Linked DNA regions of Homo sapiens: all the other regions are linked to region 1. A link is a loop called in an ENCODE intact Hi-C map of the cell type or tissue named here. Cell type or tissue: ascending aorta. All regions are shown on one strand. Region 1 overlaps PLXDC2 (plexin domain containing 2). Region 2 overlaps PLXDC2 (plexin domain containing 2). Region 3 overlaps MALRD1 (MAM and LDL receptor class A domain containing 1).

The links. Hi-C counts contacts between places; a loop is a spot of excess contacts. Peaks named below come from ENCODE experiments on the same cell type or tissue, not always from the same donor. Only the 100,000 strongest peaks of a DNase experiment are listed, where the experiment ranks them.
Region 2: a loop joins it to region 1, with 6 times the contacts of the local background. A loop is called at or near these places in 28 of 110 quality-filtered maps.
Region 3: a loop joins it to region 1, with 2.6 times the contacts of the local background. A loop is called at or near these places in 3 of 110 quality-filtered maps.

The regions. Positions count from the first base shown.
Region 1 is chr10:19,921,677-19,924,176 of GRCh38, reverse strand. All of the region lies in intron 1 of PLXDC2 (plexin domain containing 2), which reads right to left. Among named protein-coding and RNA genes, the nearest start is that of PLXDC2, 110 kb to the right of the region's middle. In ascending aorta, no CTCF peak of the experiment used is centred here; DNase peaks (open chromatin) are centred at 1,376, 1,682 and 2,227; H3K4me3 peaks cover 1,057 bases; H3K27ac peaks cover 2,500 bases.
Region 2 is chr10:19,818,162-19,820,661 of GRCh38, reverse strand. The region is part of intron 1 of PLXDC2 (plexin domain containing 2); the gene reads right to left. Among named protein-coding and RNA genes, the nearest start is that of PLXDC2, 3.0 kb to the right of the region's middle. In ascending aorta, a CTCF peak has its summit at 1,025 (motif pointing left); a DNase peak (open chromatin) is centred at 1,044; H3K4me3 peaks cover 2,256 bases; H3K27ac peaks cover 2,033 bases.
Region 3 is chr10:19,657,695-19,660,194 of GRCh38, reverse strand. The region is part of intron 36 of MALRD1 (MAM and LDL receptor class A domain containing 1); the gene reads right to left. Among named protein-coding and RNA genes, the nearest start is that of MALRD1-AS1, 70 kb to the left of the region's middle. In ascending aorta, no CTCF peak of the experiment used is centred here; a DNase peak (open chromatin) is centred at 1,371; H3K27ac peaks cover 2,320 bases.

The sequences.
Region 1 (2,500 bases):
CAGTCAGGAGTCTGACTGAGACCCTGATTGCTTACAAGCTGAGGCTTTTATAAGAAAGTTTTTTATTTGGGAGGAGAGGTTGGGTAAATGCTGGCCGGTTGGGACTTCCGGGAACTGTACAGACACAGAGTCTCATTCTGCTGCCCAAGCTGGAGTGAAGATCATGGCTCACTGCAACCTCCACCTCCCAGCTCAAGCAATCCTTCCCCTTCAGCCTCCCAAGGAGTGGGGACTACAGGCATGCACTCCAAATGAAGCTAATTTTTGTATTTTTTTGTAGCCACAGGGTCTCGCTATGATGCCCAAGCTGGTCTTGAACTCGTGGGCTCAAGCAATCCACCAGCCTTGGCCTCCCAAAGTGCTGGGATTACAGGCATGAGCCACTGACTGGCCAAATTATATACTGATAAATAGTAATGGAGGGAATCAGTTATAGATTATTAACTTTATTTTATACAAAATTTGGGCAGGATTTATATCCCTGTTTTTGCTAGAAAAACCAAATCAATCTTTTCACATGAAATCAAAGATAAGACTTGTTAGTTCCTTTTTCTCCCTCATTTTCTATTGACTGTCTTGAATTTTTTAAATTATCCTTAATTGCCTCAGTGTAGCAATTGGATAAAGCAATTTTTTCTGCCCATATCAAATGAAAAGTATTCAGTTTAATAAATATGTATAACAATGCCAAGCCCTCAGAATGACATTTTATTAGCATGAATAAAAATTATATAAATCCTTTGATTTTTACTCTTACATAACTCTTTGATAAACCCTGTGTTAATTCTAAATGTGCTTATGTTTCATCAAAATAATTTGGATTGTCATTGTTCTAACTAGGCAATACTTTATGTCTTTTGTTGTTGTTCTTTGTTTTTGTTTTGTTTTTCTTCAGGCGAGACTTTTCTAACAGTATATCTAAGAGAAATGATATTTTGGGGTGGATTGTCAATAAAGCAAATCTCAAAAATACATAAAACCTCATTCTTTTTCAATAAAACTAGCACTCAACAACACACCTTCTGCTTAATGCTGGCAATTTACAACTTCCTGGTCTAAAGAAATAAAGCCCTGAACAGCTTATAAAATGACTTAAGAGATTTTTTTTTTAAACATAAGCCAATCTTGGCCAAATAGCACTTGGATGAGTTAAGAATAAACAACATATAAAGAGATAGATAGATCAGATTTCCTTTGAAATCACAAAAGTCTCAAAATTAAGAATTTTAAAAAGCTTTGCATTTGAGAGGCTCAAAGGTTTTGGACAACAGTTCAGTTATTTTTTCAACCCTCAAAAATGCTTGGTACTATGTTATTAATAAGGAAATAGTTCAATGAGTCAGTGTCTGAGCTTTCATTGCCTTGAAGCCAGTCCAAAATGGGAATTTCTGGCACTGGAGACCAACTTTATAAGCTTTCAAAACATGTTTTAGTTTTTGAAACACTGAGCTGGATTTTGCCACTGAAATCACTAAGCTGAGTCTCATATATACTCTCCAAGGTGACAAGCGTTTATCCCTTCTTCTTGAGTTCCATACAACTAAGCCGTAAAGTAAATGTGGTAGCATCTATTCAAAACTGTACTGAGTGAAAACACACACAGTACTGGTCACAAATGAAGCCTCCAACAAACCCAACCCCAGGGACACTCCAAAAGGCTAAAGTCAAGTAAGTGGAATCATGACTCATAGAAGGAAGCCTCACCTCCAACACCATCTCCTTCCTCCTGATCCCAGAACCTGTGCTTTAAAAAAATAGCAAGTAAACAAAGCTTTCACTGATGTGTGTCTCACTGCCTCTCTACACCAACACACACACATAACCCTACCCTCCAGGGACAGCCCCATAAAGTACAAGTTACGATAAGCTTTTAACCACACTGGAACACTATCTCTCAATTCACAATGGGTAGGCAGAGGCATATGTCTAGCTCCAGAGCCTCTGCCAGCCTGTAGAGCATTTCTGTGGACATCAGAATTGGGTGTCCTCTGGGTAAAACATTTAGACACAGTTGTCCTGGCTGAGAACGGTGGCTCACGCCTGTAATCCCAGCACTTTGGGAGGCTGCGGCAGGCAGATCACTTGAGGTCAGGAGTTCGAGACCAGCCTTGCCAACAAGGTGAAACCTCGTCTCTACTAAAAATACAAAAATTAGTCGGGCATGGTGGTGCATGACTGTTAGTCCCACCTACTCGGGAGGCTGAGTCAGGAGAATCACTTGAACTCGGGAGACGGAGGTTACAATGAGCCAAGATCATGCCACTGCATTCCAGACTGAGACAGAGTGAGACGCTGTCTCAAAAAAATAAAAAAATTAAAAAAAATTGAACAATTAAAAAAAAGATAGACACAGTTGTCCCAACTGGCCCTAATACACTGGGCTTGGCACATGGAATGCAGGCTCTATTTCAGCCCCTTGCCTCACTAGGCCAGGGCCTATGTGCAGAGCACAGACCACACAACACAATTGTCCTGTAGCCCTGTGTAGCCTCACTGGCTC
Region 2 (2,500 bases), 100 kb after region 1:
CTTTTCTTTTTTTTTTTTTTTGAGACGGAGTCTCGCTCTGTCGCCCAGGCCGGACTGCGGACTGCAGTGGCGCAATCTCGGCTCACTGCAAGCTCCGCTTCCCGGGTTCCCGCCATTCTCCTGCCTCAGCCTCCCGAGTAGCTGGGACTACAGGCGCCCGCCACCGCGCCCGGCTAATTTTTTTTTGTATTTTTAGTAGAGACGGGGTCTCACCTTGTTAGCCAGGATGGTCTCGATCTCCTGACCTCATGATCCACCCGCCTCGGCCTCCCAAAGTGCTGGGATTACAGGCGTGAGCCACCGCGCCCGGCCGGACACATATTTTCTACATACTCTGTGAGTATCTGATGCTTACAGTGAAGAAACCTGTCTGGAGCAAAATTATTATCTTTCATTATTAAGTTTTATTCAAATACATTCTCCCTGACAAGAGTTTATTTCTGAAGATCACACTGAAATGTGCAAATTCTCCTGATTATAATAATTCCAAACCTCTAGGCAGACATCCATGAACAACAACAACAAAAATTACCTTTGATATAAATGTTCTACACTACAATTATGTCTCAGTCCAAACTTACCCAACCTCAAGCTCCAAAACTTGTATCTGTTCTCTAAAGGAAAAAGAAACTCATATTTCATATTTTTAAAATTTTGCAGGTAGCCTCAAGTCATTGATTGATAAAATAATCAACCTGTCTTTTGTCCAACAATATGACAGATGTCCATTTTACAATAAATGTTCACTTGAATTAACCCCTCTATTATATCACTGTGCTCTAGGTTTATATGTAAACAGAAACTTTAGTGATTATGTCTCAACAGCAACACTCTCATAACAAACTCTACAAATGAGTAATATTTCAAAGTAAATTGTTTAACTCCAACAAAAGCAGGAAATAACAGAAAAATATTCAACCAGAGAAGAACAACTAAAATAAGTGTAAATTATATGATAAACATAAACTACTTCCCTCTAAAACAGAAAAGGGAATAATAGAGGAAATTAGCAGTTTATCTGCCCTCTGGTGGCAATGAAATCAACTGCAGCATTTACTAAAGTAACGCATAATAAAATGTCCCTGTTATGAAATCAGATGTTGTTCCTGTGCCAACATGTCTGTAATAAAGATCCTGATTGTTGCATGACAAACGTCAAGACTGCTGGACTTTTCCCCCCATACTGAATTTTTATATAGACTATTTTACAAATAAAGTTGTATACTTTTTTCTGTTTCACCTTGCTTTTTTTATATATTCAGTAAGCTAACCATTTAATTACAATATTTTTTTCATAAAACTACATGTAAATGATGTCCAGGAAAGAAGCTACTTCTGTTTATAAAAGTCTTCGAAAATTTGGCAAGGAATTTAAAACCATTCTTTTAAAAATCAATCCTATCAATATATGGGTTTCTAGAGTATATTTCCCATCAGAAATATTCAACTAGCTTAAAATACCAGTACACTGATGTTGAACATTTTAAGTATTTTATATTTCCCACAGCAAGGGCTTTTAATTATATGGCCAATCTTACTTTGGGATGAATTTCATCCTCAATTTCTGAACTTCTTGGCATAGCAAATGTGTGTGTATTGTGTGTGTGTGTGTGTGTGTGTGTGTGTGTGTATACATATATTCTTTTTTCAGTAACGTTACTGGAACAGGTTTATAAAAAGATAAACATTTGCTGGCATTTATTTTTTTTTCCTTTACTGCAAATGCATTATTTATTCCTAGTGCCAAAGAAGTTTTTAAATAAACAACTTGGGATGCACATTGGCACACACATCCTTTTAACCTCGTTTGTGGTGGAGTTAATTGTTTTTATTAAGCATCTATTCATACCGTGAATAAGTACATGAAAATTACTGTTGCAATTTTTAAATAACTGTGTCCTTTCCTGGAAGGCTAAAAGTGTTATTTTTTCGGACCAATGAAACGTATCAGAGAAATAAACAAAAGGCATAGTCTACTGTCATAAATCATACACAGTCAAGAACAACCTATGTCCATTAATGCAGAACAATTAAATGTGACAAAGACAAGTCAACACCCAAGAAATCTGCATTTTGTTCTCAGCTTTAAAAGTGTTGTCATCCTATTGCCTCCCTGCACATACACCCCAACACACACACCCCTTCAACCATAAATAAGAGCGCAGAGTCAGTATCTGTGCTTTATCTAGAACAGTTTACACCAGGGACAGGCGAAGTGTTGTGACTGTCTTCTAAGTCGCGGCTTGGTAAATTTCACTCAAGGGTTTCCTTCAAGATCTTCAAGATTCACCTTGCCTGGAATCCCCAGGTGTCCCCCAACCTTCCATCTGTGACTCTCTAGTTGACTGTTGAGGACGCATGCATACTTTCCGGGCAATCATTTAAATTACACACACACACACACACACACACACACACACACACACACACACACCAGAAAAGAACAAATTGACAAATTGATTATCCTAGGGAGAAAGTTTTCGTTTTCTTTTCTTTTCCC
Region 3 (2,500 bases), 260 kb after region 1:
TGACATATTGTCTGTATAACCAGACTTTAGTCACAAGTTCAGAGTCAGTGCCTAGCAGAGAACAAAAAAGTCATTTTGTTACTACAAGGGTGTACTTTTCTCTCTATGTCCTTTCAGTGGAATAAACCCCCAGAGAGAAACACGGCCCAAAGGTACTGACTGGGGCATATGACGACTGTCTGATTTAGTTCTTACAGCTAAAGGCACTGTAAAGGGGGATGCAGTTAGGGAGAAATTCTCCTAATAGCTCAGGCTGTGCTCTGTATCTTAGAAAATTCAATACCTGTTATTTACCAGTTCAGCAAATCAGGGGACAAAATAGCATGGATAGGAAATTTTCTACCTCAGTAGAGTGTGGAGCTGAAAATGGAACACTCATCATTGGATTTGAGACGGGGCTTCAAATTACCCAGGAAGAAATGCAACAGGGGCATGAGTACCTTATATATTTTATTTATTGACTTTATATAAAAAAATGAGAAAATTAAATATGCAATCTATATGTAATCTTACAATTATGTTAGAAAAAGTTGAAAAGTTGAAAGGAACATTATCCTGAAGATCCAGACAATGCGTTATTCTAAGCAGAAATGGCTTTTATGAGGCAGACAACTGGTGAAGAGAATGAAATTGATATGAACAGGAAAAATATATGGAATCCCATATTAAAATTTAAAATAAAATTTAAGGTTATCTATATATCAGTGGTAATGAATATAGAAATAGGTATTTCAAAAAATAGTTGATTGATGAGGAGTAACTTAAGAATCTCATCATGTAAGTAAGAAGATAAAGACAATGATTTAATCCCTTTGTGTTTCTGTTTGCTTATTTGTGAAATACACAAACATAATAGTACCCATCTCCCAGGACTATTGTAAGTCTTACCTCATTAAACACATGAAAGTGCCTAGAACTGTACATATTACACACTCTATGAATATTTGCTATTATTACCATAAACGATCATTTTATTAAGCTCCTAATATATGCAGTGTATAGTGCTAATTATTAGAAGTATAAAGGCTAAAGCAACTGACATATTGACAAAAGTTGTTCTGATAACTAGCAGAAGACTGAAATAGGAAGAGCTCTCTGTCCTAAAATAACCCTGATGGCTAAAGAGCAAAAAGTAGGAAAATACACAGACTAGTCATTTTTTTGGTCCGTTTGGTAAACAGGCAGCTTTCTGCCTTGCCAATTAAAACACTTACAGATAACAAACCATTTGTTTTCCAAAGTAAACGTCTGGCTCAATTGATTTTTCATTTCTTTCTTAAAAAAAATCAAGATTGTTTTTAATGGCATTCTTCTAGGAAAATTCAAGCAGCAATGACTATTGTCTGAGGTAAACCATCAAGAGAGACCGAGCGTGGTTTTCAACTGTGGCCAATGGTACAGTGGAAAAGAAATAGTATGAAATTGGAGGTCATACCAACTACCATGGTAGGTAAATAGGAGAGAGTAATAGAAATTCAAGTTGGCAGGGACCTTAATTGTTCTTCTTGTTCAAGTCCCTGCCTCTGTTTTGATTTACACATAAGAAAGTTGGAGATCAGAGAAGTGAATTAACTGGAGAGAAATAGCCCAGCTTTTGACAGAGCAGTTATTAGGCCAATAACTCTTGACCCTTACTTAATATAAAGATCTCTCTAATATTCCAAACTGGGGTGTGTGTTTGTGTGTATGTGTGTGTGTGTGGTGTGTTTTCCTAACCACTAGACTACCAGGGATAAACTGTTTAGCTCTCCTGCTCTCTTTCAAAAGCTAAAATATCTTTGATGCTTGATATCTACAGAACAGAAGCTTCAAATAACTTCTATATGCATTATTTTTTTCAGATCTCAGAATAGCCCTATGAATCACCCAAGGCAAACATTGTTACCACATTTTACAGACGAAGATATCAACGTTTAAAGAGGTCTCAAAAGCAAAAATAGCAGAAAGCAAGATGTGTAGACTTAATGAATGTATAATGGAGATTCTTAATGTTTTATGACTTGTACATTTTGAAATTAGTGGGTTTTTTTTTGTTTGCTTTGTTTTGAGATTGAGTTTCGCTCTTGTTGCCCAGGCTGGAGTGCAATGGCATGATCTCGGCTCACAGCAACCTCTGCCTCCTGGGTTCAAGAGATTCTCCTGCCTCAACCTCCTGAGTAGCTGGGATTACAGGCATGCACCACCATGTCTGGCTAATTTTTGTATTTTTAGTAGAGACAGGGTTTCTCCATGTTGGTCAGGCTGGTCTCAAACTCCCAACCTCAGGTGATCCACCCGCCTCAGCCTCCCAAAGTGCTGGGATTACAGGCATGAGCTGTTGTACCTGGCCAAAATTAGTCGTGTATTTAACTAATTATTAAATGCATGTGTATATAATCTATATTGTTTGATTCTTCTTTCTTCATTCCTTTATTTTTGAAATAACAAAAAAACCCTGTGAGGCTATAGTCAATAATAATTAACTGTTTAATTTAAAATAGCTAACAGAGTATAATTGGTT